Regions from separate parts of the Mus musculus genome. Here regions 2 and 3 are each linked to region 1. A link is a loop called in an ENCODE intact Hi-C map of the cell type or tissue named here. Cell type or tissue: gastrocnemius. All regions are shown on one strand. Region 1 overlaps Polr2f (polymerase (RNA) II (DNA directed) polypeptide F). Region 2 holds the start of Galr3 (galanin receptor 3). Region 3 overlaps Eif3l (eukaryotic translation initiation factor 3, subunit L).

Region 1 (8,000 bases):
TGCAGGTTTCTATCTATGCTACCAGCACTGTCGGATATAAAGCAGCCTCACACGCTGACTCTTACTGCCTCTCTACCATTTCCAGTCTATGGATCTCCTGCTCCAAGGAGGAACTGGAGACACAGCAGGCAAGATGGTGGGGCCCCATAAGAGAGGCCTGCTACCTCATTAGAGTGCCCATGTCACCACCACTGGTGTAGGCTGTAGGGAAATGGCCATGGGGGATGACAAAAACGGAAGCCAGTGTTAGCAGGTTGTGTGCATCCCTGGAACACAGGTTTGGATGTGCTCCGGCACAGCAGACACTCTGGTGTCAGGTGTTTTTAAATGACTGACAAGATGACCGTAAGCCTTAGGAGATGGGAGGTGACAGCATATTCCACAGGGGACAACCCCAGGCCTGCCAGAGCAACGAGGGGCTGCCCAAGAACAGCAGAATTCAGAGGAAGGCCAGAGGAAGAGCACCCACTTCTCCCATCTCCTTACACCCATCCCCTAAGGGTTAACTCCCCCTCCTACTACCCAAGCCCCATCTCCCCTTAATCACATCTGATACTGAGCGGCCCAGCAGGGAACAAAGGGACCATTTAGAGAAATGGGGCCGAGAGAGTGACCCTGCACTCTGGGGAGGCTGCCTGGATGCCAGCACAAAGGCGGCATTTCAGGGCTGAAATTTCAGCACCCAGCTTGATTAAAGGATTCCAAAGGCTTGGAGGAGGGTGGCAGGGGTGCGAAGTCTCCGACCCCCAGAATTAACCCTTATCCAGAGCAGTAAACACCCCTCCTACCACAGCGGCCACTCTTCCTCCCACCCTAACCAGGGTGCCCAATCCCATGTGACACGCCATGACTCCTGAGAGCTGCCGTGGGCCAGGTCAGGCTGGGCCACTCAAAAGCCATTCTTCCAACTATGCCAGTGCCCATGGCTGCCTTCTTTTCTTAAAAAAAAAAAAACAAAAAACTTAGACAAGGCCTCATGTAGCCCAGGCTGACCTTGAACTCACTTCACTGTGCAAACCTCCTGCCTCCACCTCCTCAGTACTGGAAACATAGACGTGCCTTACCATCCCTGGCTCTACACAGCTCTCTACCTCAGGATATAAAAGGGGCTTCCTAGGGTGGGAGGCAGGACGCACAAGAGGGCCTGCTGAGGCAGGAGAGGAGATGGCACAAGATGGCAGACCAGAGAAGCGGGCCATGGGGGCACTTTGTGGCACTGGCCTGGGACAGAGTGGGGACAGGGCTGGAAAGGTACTTGGTCCTTGCTCCCGTTGCTGACTTGCCCAACGGGGCTCTGCCTGGGGACAGTAGGGGATCACTGCACCCCCACGCTTCCTGCTAAAGCACCGCTCCTGAAAGGGGATCCGAGTCCTCGATAAGAGCTCTAGGCAGGTCCCTAGGAACAATGGCTGGCTTGATGAAACCTGCTCTGTGATACTCCTGAGAAGGGAGAAGCCCCTGCAGCCAGTCCCCACTGGAAAGGAAATTGGGGGTTTCCGTAGCAACCAGCTCCCTGGGCACAAAGACTCATCTGTCTGCTGAGAAGGCAGCTGAGGTGTCTCCCCTGCAGCAGCTTTTGCTCTGGTGCATGGGGAGATGGATGGAGGGACGGGGGTGGGGTGGGGGGTGGGGGTGTTACCCACGGGGCTAAGGGCCCTGGTGCCTTAGAAAGAGCTAACAGTCACAGGGCCACCTTGATGTATGCCCAGTCCTACAGCAGGGCAGGTGGCAGCACGCAGGTAACGGGGAGAGGGGGTGGAAAGGGTGAGGTTTATTATTTACACATATAAAACGGGCACAGAGAGGGTGCCCAGCAGAGCTGGTGCAGGCCGAGCGCGCCCGGCTCAGTCGCTGATGATAAGCTCGTCCACGCCCCAGTCCTCATAGCTGCCGTCTGGCAGGTACCGGCGAATGATGATGGGGATCTTCCGCGCCCTGTAGTGGAGAGAAGTCACACGACGTTGAGGGCTGGTGCCCTGGCTCCCGGCAGAGGACAGGTGGCAGCAGCACGGGTCACATCAACACCCTCCCTCGGTTCCCAGGGGCTGACCATGAATGAGCCAGAGGTCTACAGAGGTCCAAGAGAGGCCTGCTGGGCTCTGGAGGAGGACCTTACTTGAGTTCCTTCATGGCGATGAGCAAAGGGTCTGTCTCCCCCTCCAGCTCCACCATCACCGGGGCACACATCCTGCAGGGACACAGAGAGGTTGGAGTCAGCAGACAAGGCCCATGGAAGGTGGATCTGGTGTCCCGCTCCTCATCTCGCAAGGGCACCTGGACAGGCAGGCATGGCGGCAGTGGTGCTCAGGGAGTCACCACCGCAGGGGAAGGCTCGCAGACTGGATTTAAAATGTGCCTCCAAGCACAAGTCCCTGAATTCTCTCCACATCCCCTAGCCTAAGAGACCCCTGCCTCACTGCTCCCTGCACGCTAGTCCCTCTGCCGTGATCCTCCGCTTCAGCGAGGGAGGCCTACTCTGACTTCCATTTTACTACTGAGGAACCTGAGGTACAGAGAGGTAAGTGTCCTGCCCAAGGTCACGTAGGCAGAGTGGCAGAGCCGAGATCTGTACCTAACCACTATGCTAGGATGTGTCTCACGTAACATACTGAAGTCATCTGGGTAATGCTCCAACAGCAAAGGCATTCACAGCAACATCCCCAGCAGGGCCACACTCTTCCAGCCTGGCACCTTCATTCCAGCCACAACAAACTTCCATGCCTCCACTGTATTATGGCTTTAAAAATAAAAAAAAAAAGTCGGGCGTAGTGGCACACGGCTTTAATCCCAGCACTTGGGAGGCAGAGGTAGGCGGATTTCTGAGTTCAAGGCCAGCCTGGTCTACAGAACAAGTTCTAGGACAGCCAGGGCTACACAGAGAAACTCTGTCTCGAAAAAAACAAACAAAAAAAATAATAATACCGGGCGTGGTGGCGCACGCCTTTAATCCCAGCACTTGGGAGGCAGAGACAGGCGGATTTCTGAGTTCGAGGCCAGCCTGGTCTACAAAGTGAGTTCCAGGACAGCCAAGACCATACAGAGAAACCCTGTCTCGAAAAACCAAAAACCAAAAACCAAACAAACAAACAAACAAACAAGCAAAAAAAAAAAAAAAAAAAACATTAAAAAAAATAATAATTAAAAAAAATTATTTAATGTATATGAGTATACTGTAGCTATCTTCAGACACACCAGAAGAGGGCATTGGACTCCATTACAGATGGATGTGAGCTACCACGTGGTTGCTGGGAATGGAACTCAGGACCTGGAAGAGCGGCCAGGGCAGAGCCATCTCTCCAGCCCAAATGTGTAGCCCAGGCTGGCATTGAACTCGTGATCCCTCTGCCTCCTTCAGCACATCCTACTGGTGTGCGCCACCACAACTAACCAACCGTATCATGGTTCTTAAGTGTCCCCCAAATTAAGATGATGACGGTACTGGAGGAGGAGCCCTTGGAAAGCCATGAGGGTGTGACCACCATGATGCCCTAAGGGGGTTTATTAAAGGAAGAGAAACCCAAGCCAGCGGGGTTGCTCAGTCCCACCAAATGACACCCTGCCATGTTATGATGCAGCTTGAGGACCCACAGGTGAGGTGCCATGCTCTAGAACCTTCCAAGCTCCAGGACTGAGCCAGATGGGCTGAGCCAGAAGCCTGGCCTCGGGACCTGTCACGGCGCAGACAGCAGGCTCAGTACAGAGTCCTTTCACTTCTACTCTCCGTCCTCGCAGTGCTCCCTCTGTCGCTACAAGCGTGAGAGAGGCTCAGATGTCGCCACTTTGGGAATCTCCATCCGCTGTGCCCCTGGTGAGTTACATATGCCTTTCTGGGCACCAAAGCCACTGACTGCACCACCATCCACAGCAGCCCATGAGCGTCCAGTGCTCCAGGACCACACATGGTGCACTAAGAGGGTCCAGACCCCAGCCAATGCTTGCTCCAAGCAAAAGCTCCAACAGCAACAAGGACACATCACTCCAGGCTCACTTCCTGCACACAGACAGACGCCTCCAATAACCCTGGGCGGGCTCACACCAACAGACTCAGACTGACTAACAAGCATCTGAAATCCAGGCCCGATGCCGTCTCCACACCATCAGGACAGATTTTTTTTGAAAGGGTTTGAATATATTTTATCTTATGTGTGTGGGTGTTTTGCTTACATGGAGGTCCATGCCTTTGGAGGACACTGGATACACTGGTACCAGAGGGAAGGGGGCTATAAGCCACCGTGTTCATGGCAGGAACCAAACCTGGCAAGCACACTGAGTGCTCTTAATTGCTGATCCAGAGCCATGAGACAGAATCCTTCATCTCACGAAGGGGTCTGAGAACTGTAACTTCAGAGGTGCTGGGTGACTTTGGGGACCAGCCACCCTGAGACTGACACTTATTAGTTTATGACTAAATATTCTGGTCTCTGCTAATCCTAAAGGCCTGAAATTTTCCCAAGGGCAGAAACCAAATGTCTTTCCTGAATCATGAAATGTCCCCAAAACTTGAGGAGTAGCTCAAGCAGTAGAGCATGTAAGGTCCTGGGTTTAGTCTGCCATCCACACGGCTATACCCGAGTACCCACTGCCCTGATCTGCCTGTGTCCGCGCTCTACACATAATGGGAGTAACTGAAGGGCATCGTCCATCAGTGCCCCAGTGGACATGCAAGTGCAGGCTTTGAAGTGGCTGTCCTGTGCTGCAGTCACTACAAATAAACCTGTCACCCACCCAGTTAGGAAGAGGTGAGTGACATCAGCCAGCAGGTGGTGCTAGCGAGCCAGACTGGACTCAACCAAAAGAGCTCCAAGCTGGTGTTTCATTCAGCAGCTAAGCGAAGGCACAGCCCAGTCCTCGGTGTACAGGATCCAGCCTGGCTGTGCTTGGACAGAGGGCAGGGGACCTCTCAGGGGAAGGACCACTAGAGCCTGGCTTAAGCTGGAGCCCTCTTCCTCCCACAGAATATGACCCTTCCATTGGCTTAGGTCGGGGTTGTCAGGACGCCTCCCTTCCTGTGAGTGTCCCATGCTGGCTTATCAGATGTGTGCCAACTTGAACCTGTCCCTGTAGGTTTGCTGACATCTTTTACTAAGTTTATTTTATTTATCATATTAAAAAAATTATTTGTATTCATGTGTCTGTGTTAGGGTTTGTGCAGGAGTGAAGGCGCCTATGGAGGCTAGAAGTGTCAGATCCCTCTGGAGCCAAAGTTACAGGTGGCCGTGACTCGGTTGCCCTACAAGGTCAGGACATACTTTAAAACAAAACAAAATATATATTTATTTAGTGTGTGAAGAGTTTGAAATGTTTTTATTTTCACTTATATGCGTTTGTGTTTATGCAGCTTTTGCCACATGTGTGTGGATGCCCACAGAGGCCAGAAGAGGGTGCTGAGCCCCCAAAGAGCATCGAGCCCTCTATGAACCACTTCATCAGACTCTACTCTGTGTGTTCAGGTCTGTACATGTGTGAGCACATGCATGCTATAGCATGAAGAAATCAGTTCTCTGCTTCCACCACGCGGGTTCCTGTAAATGAGGCATCTCGACCAGCTCAGCCATCTTGCTGGTCCCCTTTAGTAACATTTTTGCCTTCTTTGTGCTGCAAGCTTGCCTTTAGGCTGTACCCACCCATAGCTTTCAGCACCAGGGACACGTGCAAAACCACTGCCCTGCATCTGCCTCCTAGCTCTAGCCCCTCCGCGAGGCGCCTGCTTTTCTGTATCCTTTGCAGGGCACTGCCCACACTGCCTTTACATCAGAAGCTCCCTGGGGAGCTAGAGGTGATGTCTTCATCACCTCTGCATCCTCGACAGGTGCAGTGGTGAGCACTGCTAGATTTGCACAATGAAGGCTTCCTGCTACAGGGCAATCTTAGCTAAAGGAACATGTGTCCCAGAACACTCAGCAAACTGGAAATGTCTTGTACCTGTGATGTCCCCGTGCTAACTGGGAGCCACAGACAGGCCCCTGAGCATCTGAGGTATCTCTAGTATTGGTGTGTGTGTGTATGTATGTGTGCGTGCTTTCTTTTCCTTTGTTTGGGTAGGTGTTTTTTGTTGTAGTGGTGGTTGTTTGGGGTTTACTGTTATTGTTTTTGAGATGGTGCCTCACTGTGTAGTCAAGGCTCTCCTGGAACTCCTTATGTAGACCAGGTTGGCCTTGGAGTCACAGAGATCAACACACCTCTGGTTCCTGAGTGCTGGGGTTAAAGGTGTGCACTGCCTCACAGGGCTGATTTAATGGCCACATGTAGCCAATGAGTGCCATAACAGAGACTATCCTTAGGCCACTAGGACCACATATCCCCCTGAAGGTGGCTTTACTCAAGGAGCCAAGAGTGCAGCCAGGCTGAAGAAAGGTCTATAGCTGAGGATGGCTGAGGTCAACCTTGACTGTACATAAGACCCTTTACCGAGGCAGACACTGCAGTCAACTTTACCCAGGGCTGTATGAACCCGTGGTAGGGATGCTCACAGCCCTATGCAGGCCTCCCCAGCCCCATGGGAGAATGTTCTGCTGTTGCTGTGTTTTTCCTTCTCCCTAGTCCATCCTGCAGCACCCACGCGCCCCATACCAACAGTTTCCCTTAGGCTTGGGTCTCCCACTAGAGTTCCACTAACACCCTGCCTCCTCTGGATGGGCTGAGCTCACTGGCCGGCCATCCAAATTTAGAAAAACAACATGCTCTTCAGTTTCCTAGCGCCCAGAGCCACCGTTGCTCCAGACTTTCCCAAGTGAGGGGCCTGCTTACTGGGCTGGGCTGGCCAGCCTCCCTCCCATCAGCGTAAGCTAGAAGGAGCTGTTGCAGCCTTGCCTGAATTCACTCTTATTTTGTTTGACCAACTGACAGGAATTCTCTGAACTCAGGTAATCACATGTACTGGGCTCCACCCCAGACCTCTTTTCATTCTTTATCTTGGGGCAGCGTCTTGCTAGTTGCCCAGACTAGCCTAGAACTCACTCGGTAGTCCAGGTAGGCCCGTGAACCCATGATCCTCCTGTGTCTTTTTTGTTTGTTTGTTTTGTTGTTGTTTGTTTTTTGTTTTTCGAGACACGGTTTCTCTGTATAGCCCTGGCTGTCCTAAAACTCACTTTGTAGACCAGGCTGGCCTTGAACTCAGAAACCCGCCTGCCCCTGCCTCCCGAGTGCTGGGATTAAAGGCGTGCGCCACCACGCCCGGCTGACCAGGGTTCTTACTGTCACTTCTCATGTCACTTCTTACATTTTCCCACAGGTGCCCTAAAGCACTGCACAAGTCCTGACACACCAGGGCTGGGCAGGACCAGCAGCTTGGGCTCACTGTGGTGAACTGACAGACACGACGGCCAAAGGGCAGCACTTACGCGATCTGAAGAGCCCGGGTGCCCAGCACCCGGGCCCGCTCATACTTGGTCATGTAAGGAGTGGTGATCCGCTTCTGGTTGGCCTGTGGTCGCTCACCAGATGGGAGAATCTCGACATTTTCCTGGCCCTCCTGGATAGCAAGCAAACAAAGAGGGGAAATCTCAGGGCAAGTTTTGGATCAGGTAGGACGATGATGACACAGAGACTTCCCACCACCCTCAACCCTTTCTGGATGTCATGGACCGTGCAACCACTCACTGACACCACGCAATCCTTAACCGCATGCAACCTTGTAAGGTAAGGATTGTGGTCCCCAATCCAGGGGCTTCAAGAGTCAGCCAACCTGACCAAAACCTCCAAGCTAGCAGTAAAGATGACGGTGTTCAGAACTCTAGAGCCAGCCGCCTTGCCCAAACAGCTGGCCCTGTAAGTGGTGAGCACACCCTGAACCGGAAGCTCAGGACAAACACCTGCTCTTTCATATGGCAAATGAGTCACTGGGTCAGGTGACTAGAACAGTCATGGTAAATGAGAGTCAAACACATACTGAGCAAGAACCTGCTGTCCTCTGCTCTATTTAGGCGAGAGAGAGAGAGAGAGAGAGAGAGAGAGAGAGAGAGAGAGAGAGAGAGAGAGAGAGAGAGAGAGAGAGAACACAC
Region 2 (8,000 bases), 110 kb after region 1:
AGGTCCCTCTCTGGCCTGACCCAGGTACAGCTCACCTATCCACTGAGACGGCCGCCAGGGTGAAGCTGCTGGCATACATGGTGAGGTAGATGAGCAGATGTACCGTCTTGCACACGAAAGCCCCAAAGAGCCAGGCATCCAGTGTGTAGATGGCCGCCTGGAAGGGCACGCAGCACAGGATGAAGCAAAGGTCGGCCACCGCCAAGTTGAGGATGAAGAGATCCGTGGTACTGCCCGGTTCCTGCCAGGCACTTGGGCCAGGCTGCAGAAGCACGGCCAACACCAGCCCATTACCCACCATGCCCAACAGGAAGATGAGGGCAAAGACCACCGGCACTGCCACAGCCCCTACGCTCCCTGGGCTGTCCAGCGAAATGTTCTGGATGTCAGCCATTTTCCTAGCAAACGAGGAAGAGAAAACGGGTCTTCAGACAGGAGGCCAGGTCTCAAGGCACTTGACCCAGGAATCTGGTTCTTTCAGCCTGGATCTGACCAGGTATCTGGGCTAGAAGTTCATGAAGGACAGAAGAGGGTAGAACAAAGCCAAAGTCAGCATGTGAGACAGTCACATTGGTTGTGTGTGTCACACACACACACACACACACACACACACACACACACACACGCTGATCCTTGGTTTCCTAGGGAACACCTCTTTAACCCAGAACCTGGAAGGCTGTTTGGGTTATTCTAGATTTATAAGGCACATGAAGACACAGGCAGAATAAGAAGATGCCGAGGCCGCTGAGAGGCAACACAAACTGGCTATATTTTCTTTTTCAACCACATTGGACGCTCAGGGGAGACCTTTGAATTTAGGGGCATTTTTGTGGCAACAGGCGGCACCGGTAACACCCCTGAGTCAATGAAGAGTCCTTCCTCATGAGAGCACTACAGCAGCAGAGCTAGGAAGACCACAGAAGTCACCGCCTCCGCTCTGCACGTAGGGAAACTGAGGCCTAGAGAGGTGACACAAGTGGCTAATATCACAACCTGAGTGACAGCTCTGGGGCTGCTGGGATCCTGACTCCTAGGCTGGAATGCGCATCGGAAAAACTGCAACAGGTGCTACCCGACTGTTCACATGTGTCCCCATGCACGTGCCTGTGCGCACATTGCCTGGTGTCAACCCTACCCTGAGCCGCAGTTTACAACCTGTGGGTCCCCTTGTGCTCAGGGACCCAGTGCAGCAGTGAGATGACTTAGGAGCAGGGGTTCAGGAGGCAGGGAGGACAGAAGAAGGGGGACATCTGCCCCTACACAGCACCTACAAGCAGTAAGCCCCCAAGCCCAGGATAGGCGGCACCCACCTCAGCCCTAGGCACTGGGCCCCTGCATGCTTCCTGGTAGAACGGCCAGGCTGGAGCTTCTTGTTTCAGCCCTTGATTGCCTCCATGCAGGTACGCCTCTGCTTCCTATTTCTCTCTCTTCATTTTCAAGGCCCCTCCTCTCCTCTCCCCTGCCCTCAGCTGTCCGCTGAGTTGGATGTTGGGCACTCGCTACTGCTCCGGAGTGGACTGGCCACCTCCTCCTCAGACCCCCGATTTCCCCGGGGTGGCATGCTCTTCAGCGCCGCTCTTCTCTGCCTGTCTGCGTTGTTGCCACCTCATTCTCGCTTTCACGGGCAGTAACCCACTGATCTCCGCTCTAGGAGATTGGCTTCCGTGGTTAACCCTTTCCTGCCCAGGGCTCAGCCCATTCCTGGCACCTCCCACCTCCTGTGGCCTGTGACTCCTCCCCCCTAGTGCCTTAGCTTCCTTGGCTCCAAGTAGAACTCTGATCTAAGCTCAGAAAGGATTTCTATTTTTAAATGGAGTTTCCAAGGCTGGGAAACCAGGACCAAAAGCTCTTTGTTGTGGACTTCAGGTAGGAATCACAAGACCCATTTCATTCCCTAAGCTAGTTTAAGGGGCTTCATCGACTGGAAGCCAGGTCTTGATTTAGCCTGAAAGCCACAGGGAAGCTAGGAAGGTTCCAGAGGGAGAACATGACCTGTGCCTTTCCATCTTGTAAGAAGTTTGTTATGGCTGAGATGAGAAAGGAGAGAGGATTTGCACTTAATTCACCTGAGGGCCTCTTGCCCAGGCACAAACCAGATGTTGCTGAATGGTAGGCATGAGCCCTGGGAGGAGTGGCCTATGGGCTTCCAGGGGTAGAGCAGCTGCCACTTGGGGAGGGAGGGGCACTAGACTTGCCAACCAAGAGACTGGATATTGGACAACCGTATGTATCAAGGGCAGAGAGCTGGGGAGGAGAAGAATCCTTCCAGAACCGGAAGGTGGAGGGCACATCAGAGACGAGTGCCCCATGGAGCTAGGACTGGAAGATCTGGGCAACACTCAAGACCAGTTCCTGTGGGAAGCCCCCCTATGCAGTTACCAGTGCTTGCGGGGCCTCTCTAGTGTCACCAACCCCACTCACAAGAGGCTCACTGGATGGAGCTATTAGGAATCAGACCTAGAAGCCGCAAAGCTGACTTTCACAACCTCTGGCGCCGGTGATCAGAAAGGAGGGCTCTTTAGATCCCTTGTAGGTCTCTAGACTTGATGTGAGATTTTGAAAATCAAGGGCGGCAACGCAGTAGACTTCCAGAAGTGTGAATCCACATATCCATACCTAGAGTCCCAGACGTAGGTGGATTCTATTACCTCTTGGAACACCCCCACTGGCCCGGCCTCTATAACTCTCTCCTTCCCTGCTGGGGTTGGGCTCAAAGTACCCGTGTAGAGGGTTCTGAGAAGCAGCAGGGCTGAGCTGGTACAGTAGTGGAGGAGAGAAGGGAAGGGAGGCAATCAGAGAGCCTGGCTGTGGGGCAGGGAGGACAGACCATCATGGCTGGAGCCTCGGGGTGTCCTTACCACCACCTCCTCCCTTCCCTTAGGGTTGATCCGAAGCTGGTCTTCTGGTCTTCCAATGCCTTTTGGCTTGCCACAGAAGCCCAAAGACTATTGGTATATGCCCACTCTGGATCACATGCTGTGCCTACTGGGCACCTTCTAGGACCCCTTCTGGATGGCAGACGAGTTGCAAGGTGAGAGAACCGATCCTGGATCAGCGGGCTTGCTGAGCCCCACGCTGCATGACAGCATGGAGTTAACACTGAGGCCAACTGGCCTGGGAGGTCATGGTGCAACTGCTACAGGAACCGCCTCCTGACAGACAATGCCTGCAGCAGTGCCTGGGAGCTGCAGGAGGTGGCTCTCCCACTGTGCCGCTGGGTGGCAGTCTAGCGTAGGTGTGGGTGGGCCCCAGGCCTGGTATTCTGGACCTGGCTGGGTATGCCACCCACACCACCTAGTGGCTGCTCTTGGTCCCTGGGCATGAGCTATCAGCCTGCACAGGACACATACATCAAACTGGGGTACCTGGCATCAGGTGCCCGACTTGCTGGGGTAGCCTGCAGGTGTTTCTGCTCTTGATGTTATTGGCTTACAGTTCCATTAGGCTCCTCCCAACAGCGACCTAGCGAAGGCTTGCATCATCACCTGCCACCATAGCCTGCCAGATGTGGCAGGGTATAAGGAGGATGGCTCCCCACCCAGCCCCTCCTTCTCTTTATCCCCCAATTTCTTTTTCTCTGTTTCCATGTGTTCCTAGCCGGCCTCTCTCATTCTGTTCCCCCTTTCTCTGCCTCTATCCCTTTTCCAGGTTTCTGAGGCTCCCTTCCTCCACAATAAACTTTCTTATATCAGGTCTGTTGCGTGCTGTGATTTCTCAGGGGGACACTTTGGCATGGGCCCACCGGGGACTCCCTAACTACCACCACCATCGCTTTGTATTTCAGAACGACGTAGCCACAGCTGCCTCCTGCCAGGCTGCGACCCTTTCAGCACTACCGGGTTGCAAAGGAGGATTCTCGGAACCCCAGCTTTAAGAATCTGCAAGGTTAGGTTGGAGCTTGCTCTGACCGTCCCAAGCTGTTCAGATACTAGGCAAGTGAGCTGGAGGAAGAGGCAGGTGCCTCACTTTCTGTTTTTGGTTTTGCATTGTTGTTTTTTTAATGAAACCGTAAGTCCTACTTGCCTGCCACGTTCTACTTCTAGATAGCTAGGGAGCTACCCAAGGCCACACCCCCACACTGAGCCTACAGCAGCAGTCATAAGCCTGCGGGGCTGAGCCTGCGAGATTCCACCCCTCCTTTCCCACAGTAAAGCAAGGTCAGCAAAATGGGAAGGAGGCCACACCTATGGTAATGGAGCAGCAGGTGTGATGGTTGCCGGTAGGAAGACAGGGTAGAAGGACAGGGCCTTCGTAGCAGCAAACCAGCCCTTCTGGCCTGGCTTGAGGGCTGCCCAACAGCCTGATCCAAGGCCCCCAAGTAGCCAGCGGCGGCAGCGTGAACGCGCTGCGCCCCCTGGCGGCTGAACCATCAGACAGACTATCGGCTTTTGAATCAGAGACAGAAAGGTGTCCCTATGGAACATCAGCTCTCTAAAGTGGGGGGAAACTGGGACCTGCACAGGGGCCTAAGGCCACGGGGTTAAGGACAAAGAGCTCTGGAAAACAAGGATTCGATGTCCTTCAGGGGTGATCTGCTTTCTTCTTTCTGGGGCCTGAACCTCTGCCCTCTCCTAGGGAACACAGGTCTAGGAACAATTCTCATTTGGCAGTTACATTTTATCCTTCTGCTAGGGCACAGGAGACAAGGTGCCCACCCAGCTTAGGCTGCAGAAAGGGTCCACAGGGCTGGTTCTCCACTGCCCTGCACAGCAGCACAGAATGCTTTATGTACGAAACGGTGGCTCCCAGACACAGCATCCCGACTTAGTTTGGGGGAAGATGCACCTCATGCGAGATCCAGCCCCTGCCTGGTTCTTCAGGTAGCCAGAGGTACGCCTACCCAGAATAAAGCAGACTGAAGTGTCATAGCCAAATTCCACATTGTTGTCTCTCTGATGACAAGTACAGGCCCATTTTCAACCAGGCTCTAGAAGTCTGGGTTGAGTCACAGCCTCTGATCTGGGCTGACCAGAGGAGCCCTATGTCAGCGGCAGTGGAGGAACTTTGGCTCTGCAGGTCCCTACCAAGAGCTTAGGGCAGAGCTCCATGCAGCCGCCCCACCTCCACGAAGGCTTCCACACAGCGGTCAATGTCTTCCTCACTGTGTACAGCTGAGATCTGCACCCGGATCCGGGCCTTGCCCTTAGGGACCACAGGGTAGCTAAATCCGATGACAAAGATACCTGGGAAAACAGCAGGGGTACACCAGAGGCAGACAGGCTTTGGGGCTATGACATATAAGGGCCTGCTGTCCCATGGTCCACCCGCAAGAACAAGGGATGCCTAAGCTGACAGGCATGAGACCACCTCATAGCCTGTGGTTTGTTAAGTCTGGATGATGGCTGATCTAAGGAGATGTGGGCAGCAAGGAGCAGGGCGTGGATGTAGGGAGGAGCTACAGTTTACAGGTGTTCTTTTCTCTGAGGACAACTCTGCCCCCAATCCTCTTACCTTTCTTTAACATGTCATCTGCCATTTGAGAAGACAACCGTGCATCTCCCAGCATCACAGGGCAGATGGGGTGATCGGCTCCTGAGACAGTAAAACCAGCAGCTTCCATCTTACTGCGGAACCTGGGGACACAGCTGAGTGTCACAGGGAGCTGAAGGCCATAGAGCCTGAGGAAGAGGCTCAGGGTCTATGCCCACTGGTTAGAGGAAGGAAAAAAAAGATAGACATACAGGCCCAAAGAGCAGGTGAGGCACAAGCAGGGGCTGGAAGGACAAAGGGAGGTGGGGAAGTAGCTGTATCAAGAGAGGGCATTAGAGACTGAAGGAGGATGCTCTGGCAGAGAGGGTGGGAAGGAAAGGAAGCAGACAGGAGGAGGCAGAAAGGTGCGTGGCTACCATCTCTCCCTCTCTCTGATCCAACCCTGTGGGCACCATACCGCCGGGTCTTGGCAGCCATAGACTGGATGATGGCATTGCTCTCCATGAGCAGGTCCAGGGCCTTAGAAGCACAGCCGACTACAGCAGGGGGCAGGCTGTTGGAGAAGAGGTAGGGCCGAGAACGCTGCCGTAGCAGGGACACCAGTGGCTCAGGCCCGGTGGTATATCCCCCTGAAAACAGAAAGAAAAAAAAGTTGAAGAGAGGCCAGGAACCGCCTGAACCCCTATAGTTCATACCGTCCTCCTCTCTGACTCCTGTCCCTACTTTCTCTACAGCGATGAGGCAGGCCCTGCGTGTGGGGAAGGAGAGCCCATAGATAGGATTCTGTAGGCACCTGATGCTCCACCCAGCGCCTTCCCCAGGGTGGAGTTGATGATGGTGACCTGGTCCATGACACCTAGCAGCTCATCTGTGCCCCTGCAAAGAAAGTAACCACTGTTGTCACTGGCCACCGGACTTCCCACCCACCTGCAGAAGCCCCCACCCAGCCCTCAAATGTTCCCACCGTCCTGTGGGCCCAAGAAAGCCAGTGGCATGGCATTCATCCACAAAGACCAGGGCACCATATTGGGCGGCAAGGCGGCAGATGTCCTGTAGGGGAGCGATGTCACCATCCATGGAGAAAGCTCCATCTGTGGCCACCAGGCGCAGCCTGTGCTTCTGTGGGACAGAGAAGGGCAGATGATACGGTGTAGGACCAGAGCACCTGCTCTTTGGCAGCCTTGAGGCCCTGTCCTGGGCCTTGCTCATCTCTGCTAGGCTTAGCCACTTTAGGCCTGTCCCTGAGAAAGGGCTCAGACCTCAAGTGGACAAGCTGGAGTGGGGACAGGTCCTAGACACACCTGCTTAAAAGATGCTTCCTGACCTCAGGTGAAATGGAGCGACAGACAAGTCTTGGGCATAAGGGATGAGGAAGTCAAAATGGCTCCCTCTGCTCTTCCAGCTCTTTGGAAAAGGGGTAATGCTTCCAAGTTTCGTTTCCTCGAGCAGGGAAATGTAGGCCTTTCTCTGGAGCCCCAGGGCCTCACCCCACCTGAGCCTCCTTCAGCTTGGCTTCCAGGTCAGCCATGTCCAGGTGGCGGTAACGGTACTTGTGGGCCTTGCACAGTCGGATGCCGTCAATGATGGAAGCATGGTTCAGCTCATCTGACAGAACCGCATCCTCTGGGGTCAGCAAAGCCTATGGGGAGGAGTTCTTATATAGCCCCCAGAAGTATCCCTTCCCTCATAACTCCCCTCGAGGCAAAACTCTACCTCTACCAGGTGCCTAGGGCCAGATGAAAAAGTACCAGGCTCCTGTCACCCCTGCCTTCCAGTTTACATAGGTTAGCTCTCCCAGATGCCCAACTCCAAGCTGCCCACAGCCTCTACACACCTCAAATAGGCCAGCGTTGGCATCGAAACAGCTGGGATAGAGGATGGCGTCCTCACGCTGGTGGAAGTGGGCTATCTTGGCTTCTAGATTCTTATGGATGCTCTAAAGGACACAGGCAGGTTAAAATCAGTGCCAGCAGGCTTTGCGGGACAAGTCCTAGAGGACAGAGGCTTAGATGGCCATCACCAGACCCCATGAAGGAAGCCTATAGCCTCAGCCACACATTGCATTGCTCTTGGCACAGATGACTCTTGGGAGCCTTGGACTGTCGCAGCTACTTCCACTTTGGAGGCTGGGATCTGGCAGGTCCGATCCCGAGCGGACCTTTGCCTGCAGTGGAGGTCTGTCTAGTATTAGGATTCTGAGTGATGCTGGGGACAGAAGACATGCCTTCACATCAGACTGTCTTTGGTTTCTCCACAGCAAACAAGAGGATCACACGAAGTGAGCTTATGCTTATCTGGGGCTCCACCACTGAGATTTGGGAGCTGTTTGGTTCAACACAAGAGTTTTGTTAGAAAATATATGGCCAGGCATGGTGGCCCACACCTTTAATGCCGGCACAGCACACAGCACTTAGAAGGCAGAGGCAGGTGGAAGTCCAGGAATTCGAGGCCAGCCTGGTCTACAGAGTGAGTTCCTGGTTAGCCACGGGTTGTTGCACAGAGAAACCCTCTCTCAAAGAACCAAAAAGAAGGCTACCACCTTCGGAGGCACAGCGACTACTAGACATTCT
Region 3 (8,000 bases), 56 kb after region 1:
CCACACCACGGCTGCTGGCTGCCAAGTGCGGACGGCCACTGGGCTGAGGGATGACCTGGAGCCAGACACACACACACACACACACACACACACACACACACACACACACACTGTGTGTGTGACCCTGGGTAAGGCAAGGAGAGGGCAAGGAAGCCATGTCAGTCAGCCTACTGCTGATCTGGAAAAAAACCTCAACTGTTTTCATTTTTATTTATGTATAAAAGGCTGGTTTTTAATGCCTGCCGGTGGCCAGGGGTCCCCTGGAATTGGACTTAGAGGGAGTTTTGAGCCACAAGATGTGGGTGTTGGGAAATAAACCTAGATTCTCTGTAAGATAGTATTTTCTCTTAATCACTGAGCCATCTCTCCAGGTCCCTGATCCAGCGTGAGAAAGGAAAGAGAAAACTTGCAACTCCAGTGTTAGCCCAGGGACTGTGTTTATTTTTGTTGCTTGCAAGACAGGGTTTCTAGCTGTCAGGCTGACCCAAGGGACTGTGTGAAAAGTACTTGCCTGAAAACTTCAATCCCAGCACCTATATGGTAGGATTCCCAGAAACCATCCTACTAAGGTGCTTCCCTAACAGAGATAATTTAAAACAATTTTTATTTGAAGTAAGTTTTCCCTATATAGCACTGGCTGTTTTGGAACTTGCTCTGTAACCTAGACTAACCTTAAAACTCAGAGATCCATCTGCCTCTGCCTCTCAAGTGTTGGGACTAAAGGTGTGTGCCACCAATGCCTGGCAACTTTAGAAACATTTTTAAAAATTTGGGGGGCTCCCAAATGATATACCGCCACCAGGACCAGCCCTAAAAACTGATTTTTAAAAACAGTTGGGGAAAAGATTAGCCCAGGGGAGTCACCTTTGCCCAGTGCCAGGGCTGCTGGAGGAACAGCAGGAGATACTAAGGAGTCAGAGCACAGCCCCTCCCCCAGTCAGAAACTAGCACTGGACAGGAAGATGGGGAGTCCAGAGCCTGGCAGATCCTCACTCCAGCCTGACACTACTACAAGGTCACAGATGAAGAGGCTGGAGAATTCCCAAGGGTTTTACAAGCGCTTGGATACTTTCCCTGTTAAGGCAGAGAATGCCCTTGGCCTTTTTCCTTCGGGAAGTGGGGCTGAGTCCCAGGACAAGTCTTTAAGACTGGGCTGACCTGGGTTCATCTTTGAATTCCACCCTTTAGCTCTGGAATTAGCAAAGAGCTGTTACCTCTCTGGTATGGTATCCGTCCAGCCTCACTAAGGCTTCACCCCCTTACCACCACCGACAGACCCCACAGTCTCTGGCTCCCCACATATCCCCACACCAACTTGCTGTCTTCTGTGATCCCTTAGAATTATGTGCTCTGGCCTCAGTGCCTGTTTCCTCTGCAGGTCAACACTTCCCCAGGTTATCTGTAATATCTGCCTTCAGTAGTCTGCTCAAAGTGACCCCTATTACTGTGTCCCCTCATCTTGTCACAAATGCAAGGTAGTCTCGAACTGTCACTGACCTGCCACTTTGAGCCTCCCTAGAGTGTGGATTACAGGCATACCTGGGTCAAAACTATCCTTGTGGCATTGTAATTCCCCATAGATTTTATCATCGTCCTGGCAAGCATAATTTATCACCCTGTCAAAGTTTAAGCTCCACAGGTAGGATCTGGTTTCTCCATACATGGACCTCCTCCTTGCCTAGCGGTGCCTAGTCAGTTCCCTTGTAGAGCAGAAGTCACATTATTCAGAAAGCCAAAACCCTGAAATCAAGATGGAGGTCAGCTCTCCAGGAGAGAAAGCCTCTGTAGCTCTCAGCTGGGGAACTCCAATGTCTGTGCGTCTTGCAAGATCCCCGTCACTGGATCAGAGCCCATCTGGATAACCAAGATTCTAACACCTGTCCACATAGACCTCCTTCCACATAAGGCTACATTAATAGCTTGCAGGAATTAGGCAAATTGGTGGGAGAGAGAGAGGTGCTTATGAATTCCAAATGTGGGGGAGGATAAACAAGTGAGCATCCTCTGTTACCAGGCAACCAATGGGTTTAAACAGCATCCCGCCCGTTCCCACCCTTGGCTCAGAGAGCACAAGTTGTCCCACAATCACCTTCTGCACTAGGCACCAAGCTCAGGCACCGGATTACGGGCAAGGCACCAAGGTAACACATAGACCATTAACACCCAGGAAAGGAAAGTCACTGCCAACCATCAGGACTAAGAAGCATGACTTCAAGTCAGACCATTCTGGGCTACTTTGCTAGCTAGGTCAGCCCGAGCCACATATCAGCACCCCGTCTCAAAAAGCCAGAAAGGGTCTGGAGAGATGGCTCAGCAGTGAAGAGGGATCTGATGACCCTTTCTGGCATCTGTAGGCACTGCACATATGATACACTGACATACATGCAAACACCCATACTCATAAAATAAAGCTTCCCACAAAAAAAAAAAAAAAAAAAAAAAAAATTCCACAATGAAAAATCTCTAATCCTAGTAGAAAAGCTGCAACAGCAGCAGGATTATGTGTGAGGTCATGCTGGGGTACACAGCCCTGTCTCAAACACTGCCTCCACCACATACAGAGGACTGTACAACAGATCTGCAGAGGAGGCCCAACTCTGTCTGCCAGCAGGTACTAATCTGGGCAGAACAACTAATAAAATTAGTTCAGGATACACTTTTTTTTTTTTCTCGAGACAGAGTATCAGCCGGGCGTGGTGGCGCACGCCTTTAATCCCAGCACTCGGGAGGCAGAGGCAGGCGGATTTCTGAGTTCGAGGCCAGCCTGGTCTACAGAGTGAGTTCCAGGACAGCCAGGGCTATACAGAGAAACCCTGTCTCGAAAAAAAAACCAAAAGAGACAGAGTATCTCTGTATAGCCCTGGCTGTCCTGGACCTCACTCTGTAGACCAGGCTAGCTTCGAACTCGGAAACCTGCCTCTGCCTCTTGAGTGCTGGGATTAAAGGCGTGCACCACCACACCTGGCTTAGGATACACTTTCTAAACAAAAAAAAAAAAATGAAGCTGCACAAAACCTGAGCTGTAACTCGTGTCCGAGTGCTTTCTGCACAATTCCTGACAGTAAGAGATTCCCCATAGTTTCTTCCAAGAGCACAGCACCCACCACTAACTTGCTATGCAAATTCTGGCAGGTCATTTAAATCTCATGGGGTTCTCATGGGCACCGGACAGACACAAGACATGTGAACTATTCTATAAAGCATGCAGTATGTTATGAACACAGGGATAAAAGAATTCGGCTTCCATACTGTCTGATGCACCAGGAAAGCAGGATATAGAGGAAACAATGCATCGCTGCCAGAGCCACAGATCTGCCCATAATAATGAGACCACAAACCCAGCTCCAACAAAGACCCTTTACTGAGAGCGCCTTAAAACATCCAGTCCTTGATTTGAACAAGTTTCAATTCAGCTGACGGCTGACTTAGGTAAGGCTTCTTGGTGACAAGAATGCTTCCCATCTATAATATCAAAACAGGTTCTTGACTCGTGGATGAGTATCTTCAGGGCCTCTGTCCCATCTTCTTCAGGGTTCGATTAAGCTACATGGTAAAGTAAAGCTAGATTAGATGTGGAATTTTTGGGACCTATCCCAACAGTGTGCACAATCAAGAAACCTGACACCCACCCAGCAACCCCTCTGAGACCTGGAGGGCCACAGAAAGCCTTAGACCCCAAAACAGTCATAGGTCTTTTTCCTTGTCCTTGCTTGGCAAACCCACATCCTAGACCACTTAGCCCATTTCATAGACAGGACAGGGTTAGTGTGGCTAGATTAGTTGAGTTTCAACCTCTTTTTGCTGCCTAGCAGCTAGAGGGTTAAAAACAATGCCCAACTGTTAAAATCCTGAAGGAGCATGGCTTCTGTCAGAGGACTCCAGGACAAGGTGGCTCAGAGGTGGACAACAGAGGGCCTTACAATTTTATGTTCTTTGGCCTGACAGACAAGGCAATTCCTAGGACAAGATACGAGAGCACCAGGCCTGTCAAACACAGCTTCCAGTTCTCTAGCATCCAGACACTGGCCAGACCTGTCTGAGCGGGAGAAGTGGGAAGGAGGGGTGCAGCAGCAAATCCACCCTTATTAGGAAATACCAGGAAGGGAAAGGACAGCAGCACCCCTCGAAGGGCCACCCACAGACCAAGATCTTGGAAGGAGATCTCCTAGAAAGGGCTGACACAGCAGTTCCTGGGCCCAAGCTGCTAGCCAGGCAAGCTTAGAAAGTTAAAGGGCCAATCACCAGTTTCTTAAAAATAAAGATGAAGAAGAATTTAAAGTACCTTCTCAATCTACAGGCTTATTAGCCAACTCTCAGACATCTTACCTCTTCAAACTTGTGGATCTGTCGGATAAAGAAATCCCCATAGCGTCTGGCAACTTTGGTGTCTGCAATATGGATCATGTCCTATGGGAGAAAGCAGTTAGAAGTGGTGGATGCGAGGGCAGGGATGGAGGAGAGGGCCACCTAGTGTGGAGCCACTTAACTGCAAAGCACAATTGTGTCAAGTGTTACTAACATCTACAGCGCTCCCCTCAGCACTGGGGCAGGGGGTAGGGGCTCTACTACTTAGCTTTACCCCTAGCCCTCTTTACTTTTTATTATGAGAGGGTCTAAATTGCCCAGGCTAGCCTTGAACTTTAGATGCAGAGCCTGGACTATCAAACTCAGCTCCTACACTAATTTTCAAAAGGGACATTTGGGGAAGTGGAGCATTAGCAGTCAGCGAGAAACAAAAGCATGTAAGTACACCCGCACCCACATCCACACCCACACATGCAATCCTAACACTTGAGAGGCGGATGGGAGAGGACCACCCTGACCCAGCACTCCCCCAGCACTCAGGCATGATCGGCATAGGGCCTGTAAACCATGAACATAGTATTGATTTAATCTGAGTACAGCACCCCAGCAAAACCTGACTTGTGGGCTATGGAGGTGGCTTAAGATGGGGACCATCTGTAATCCAGCATTCCTAGCGGGATGGGAGGTCGAGACACAAGAGTCCAGGAGAGCAGACACAAGACAGGCCCTGTCTCATCCCCATGAAAGGTGAGAACCAACTCCCTAAAGTTGTCTCTGACCTCCACATGCACCCAGCACACAGATCACACATACAAATAACAAAACATAAAAATAACATCTGACTTGTAATGACCACATTAGTAGAAGCGTTTTATTAAACTGATGCCAAGGGATTAGCTGCTGAGTCACCAAGAGATGAGCGAGTGGGCAGAGCAGTCAATGATACTCTCAGAGCACATATGTCACACACTGAGTGAATCCAGAAAGGAAGGCAAGGAGTTGGCTAGACAGTGTACAGAAGGGGGTGTGCGCGAGCATGTGTGTGTCCATGTCTGAGTGGATGTGTACAACTTTGCACAGAGACCAGGGGCCGACAGAGAATGTCTTTATTACTCTCTGCCTCACCCTCTCCTTTTAAAACGATTTTAAATGATGAGTGGATGTGTATCTGCATGTGGGTAAGCACTTTCGAGTGCTGGTGCCAAGGAAGCTCGAGGCATTGATCCCACAGAGCCTGCTGTAAGCACTAGTCCTCTGGAAGAGCAGCAAGTTCTCTTTTGTTGTTGTTGTTTTTAAAGACAGGGTTTCTCTGTGTAGCCCTGGCTATCCTGTAACTTGCTCTGTAGACCAGACTGACCTCAAAATCAGAGATGCACCCCCCAAGTGCTGGGATTAAAGGCATGTGCCATCACACTTGGCTCCAAGTAAGGTCTTAAAACCAAATTACTGGACAGCAAGATGGCTCAGTGATTAAAGACACCTGCCACACATGCCTGACAATGACTCCAACCTCCTCTCCCCACCATATGGCGCATATATATATATATATGCTTGTCTATACACACACACTAATAATAATAATAATAATTTAAAAAACAGATAACCCAAGCAGATTCATTTATTCTACAATTACACACATGCCCAAGAGAGATCTATTAGGCACGTGCTCCAAGCCTAAAACCATTCTTTTTAAGAGTCAGAGAGAGCTGGGACAGAGGGTGCTAGCACATTCTGTGCAACTCTGATGGATGACTGGGATCCCACAGTGAATGAGAGCGGATTCCTACAAAATGTTCTCTGCTCTCCACATGCATGTGTCTCTCCACACACATAAATAAAACACACCAAGGGCATATCAAGTGAGTAGCTGCTGGAGGAAGAGAATGCAGTACTCAACATATACAATGTTCACTGTTATGTGCTTCTGAGAAAAATGCGAATGAAAAACATGACTGGGTGTGGTGGTTTGAAGGAAAATGGCCGCATAGGCTCATATACTTCAACACTGGGTCTTTCATAAACTGCCTTGGTGATGTGATGGTGTTGTCACAGCAATAGAAAAGTAACCAAAACAATAGCTACAGTGGCAGAGACCTGTAACCGCAACTACTTAGGAAGCCAAGGCAAGAGGATCAAAGTTCAGAACCCTATCCATCCATCCATCCATCCATCCATCCATCGCCTGCCTGCCTGCCTGCCTGCCTGGGCAACTTCACAAAAAGAAATGAAGAACTGGGCCAGGAAGATGGCAGAGTGCAGAGTGCCTGCCTGACACACACAGGCTCAGCTCAGCAGCCAGCACCGGCAAAACAACAACAAAGTCACTTCATGTTCTCATTAAATAGGACACTAAAGCCTCCAGCTTCGACAGAGGGGCACAGAAAGAAAACGCTAGTCTTCAGCCTACGTCTCATCCCAAGGAAGCCACTGCTGGGTTAATACTTGAGAAAGAACTCAGCATATACCCAGACACACGTGCAAATTACATACAGATTATTGCTAGCTAACCTACAAAAGCCTTCCGTAAACTGGGCGTGGTGGCGCACACCTTTAATCCCAGCACTTGGGAGGCAAAGACAGGCGATTTTCTGTGTTCGAAGCCTGCCTGGTCTACAAAGTGAGTTCCAGGACAGCCAGGGGTTATACAGAGAAACCCTGTCTCGAAAGAAAAAAAAAAAAAAAGCCTTCCATAAAGCAGTCAATCCCGGCAGGTGGGAAGTTGAGGCAGGAGGATCCTAAATTCAAAGCCCCATCCATCTCTCAAAAAAGCCCATGTGAGCCAGGCGTGGTGGCACATGCCTTTAATCCCAGCACTTGGGAGGCAGAGGCAGGTGGATTTCTGAGTTCGAGGCCAGCCTGGCCTACAGAGTGAGTTCCAGGACAGCCAGAGCTACAGAGAAACCCTGTCTCGAAAAATCAAAAAAAAAAAAAAAAAAAAAAAAGCCCATCATGTGTCCTTACTTAACAATCCAAAGTCAGGCACAAACCCAGCAACAGGAGAGCAGGTGAACTGCACAACAATCTTGGCAGGAGGCGAGGGGCGGTGATGTGTCACACACCTCAGGGCAGGCATGGGTAAACTGAGTATACACAGTGAGAGTGTTGCCCATTCTCTCACAGCTAACGCTAAGCTCTGTTTCAGCTTACAGGTCACTTTCTAAACAAAGTGTTGTACCATCCGTTGTACCATCCTATGCCTGTAACCAGTAGGATGTACACTGTTGCAGTTTGAAACCACCACGGCAACAAGAACTTGGGGCAGGCATAGCTGAATAGTTCCTAGTAGACATGGACGTCCCACTTCTGCATGCACAGCATTTTATCCCCCACTTCTCCTGCGTGTGCTTGTCTCCACCACCCTTCCCCTGTTCCCACTACTCACACTTCTAACCTACTACGCATCTGATGCAAGGCTATCATCTATTGTTCACACCTTTGAGAGGATAAGCGGAGTGACTGGTTCCGGGTATACCATACCTTATCAATATAGAAGTCCACCTCCGAGGCCGACTGGAATTCGCCATCTAGGGCAGAAATGCCACTGGTCCACACCAGATTCTTCATCTTGTGCTTGAAGACGAGCAGCTGGATGCGGAACTCCTGCTCGGTGAGGTCCAGGAAGCCGGCCAGCTTGGCCACAGGCATGGTGGTGTAGAGCTTGAGGAAGCTGCGGATGGTGGAGAGCTGGGCCTGCT

What was found. A loop is a pair of places that touch in the nucleus more often than their neighbours do. Peaks named below come from ENCODE experiments on the same cell type or tissue, not always from the same donor. Only the 100,000 strongest peaks of a DNase experiment are listed, where the experiment ranks them.
Region 2: a loop joins it to region 1, with 5 times the contacts of the local background. A loop is called at or near these places in 9 of 42 quality-filtered maps.
Region 3: it touches region 1 in a loop (7-fold over the local background); 14 of 42 quality-filtered maps call a loop at or near these places.

Annotation. Positions count from the first base shown.
Region 1 is chr15:79,145,524-79,153,523 of GRCm38, reverse strand. It overlaps Polr2f (polymerase (RNA) II (DNA directed) polypeptide F), which reads right to left. Exons shown (of 5, transcript NM_027231.2): 3 at 7,341-7,471; 4 at 2,117-2,188; 5 at 1,750-1,935. The coding sequence ends at 1,845. Among named protein-coding and RNA genes, the nearest start is that of Polr2f, 8.2 kb to the right of the region's middle. RefSeq lists an enhancer at 339-920. In gastrocnemius, CTCF peaks have their summits at 4,752 (motif pointing right) and 5,376 (motif pointing right); a DNase peak (open chromatin) is centred at 4,769; H3K27ac peaks cover 566 bases.
Region 2 is chr15:79,034,326-79,042,325 of GRCm38, reverse strand. It overlaps Gcat (glycine C-acetyltransferase (2-amino-3-ketobutyrate-coenzyme A ligase)), which reads right to left. Exons shown (of 9, transcript NM_013847.4): 3 at 7,265-7,366; 4 at 6,923-7,069; 5 at 6,395-6,549; 6 at 6,224-6,306; 7 at 5,888-6,059; 8 at 5,452-5,573; 9 at 3,970-5,183. The coding sequence ends at 5,032. It overlaps Galr3 (galanin receptor 3), which reads right to left and starts at 441. Exons shown (of 2, transcript NM_015738.2): 1 at 36-441. The coding sequence starts at 394. In gastrocnemius, CTCF peaks have their summits at 3,258 and 4,361 (motif pointing left); DNase peaks (open chromatin) are centred at 3,227 and 4,347; H3K4me3 peaks cover 218 bases; H3K27ac peaks cover 541 bases.
Region 3 is chr15:79,089,744-79,097,743 of GRCm38, reverse strand. Eif3l (eukaryotic translation initiation factor 3, subunit L) reads right to left here. Exons shown (of 13, transcript NM_145139.2): 11 at 7,783-8,000; 12 at 4,327-4,407; 13 at 3,344-3,543. The coding sequence ends at 3,505. Among named protein-coding and RNA genes, the nearest start is that of Micall1, 15 kb to the left of the region's middle. In gastrocnemius, a CTCF peak has its summit at 4,469; a DNase peak (open chromatin) is centred at 1; H3K4me3 peaks cover 566 bases; H3K27ac peaks cover 3,185 bases.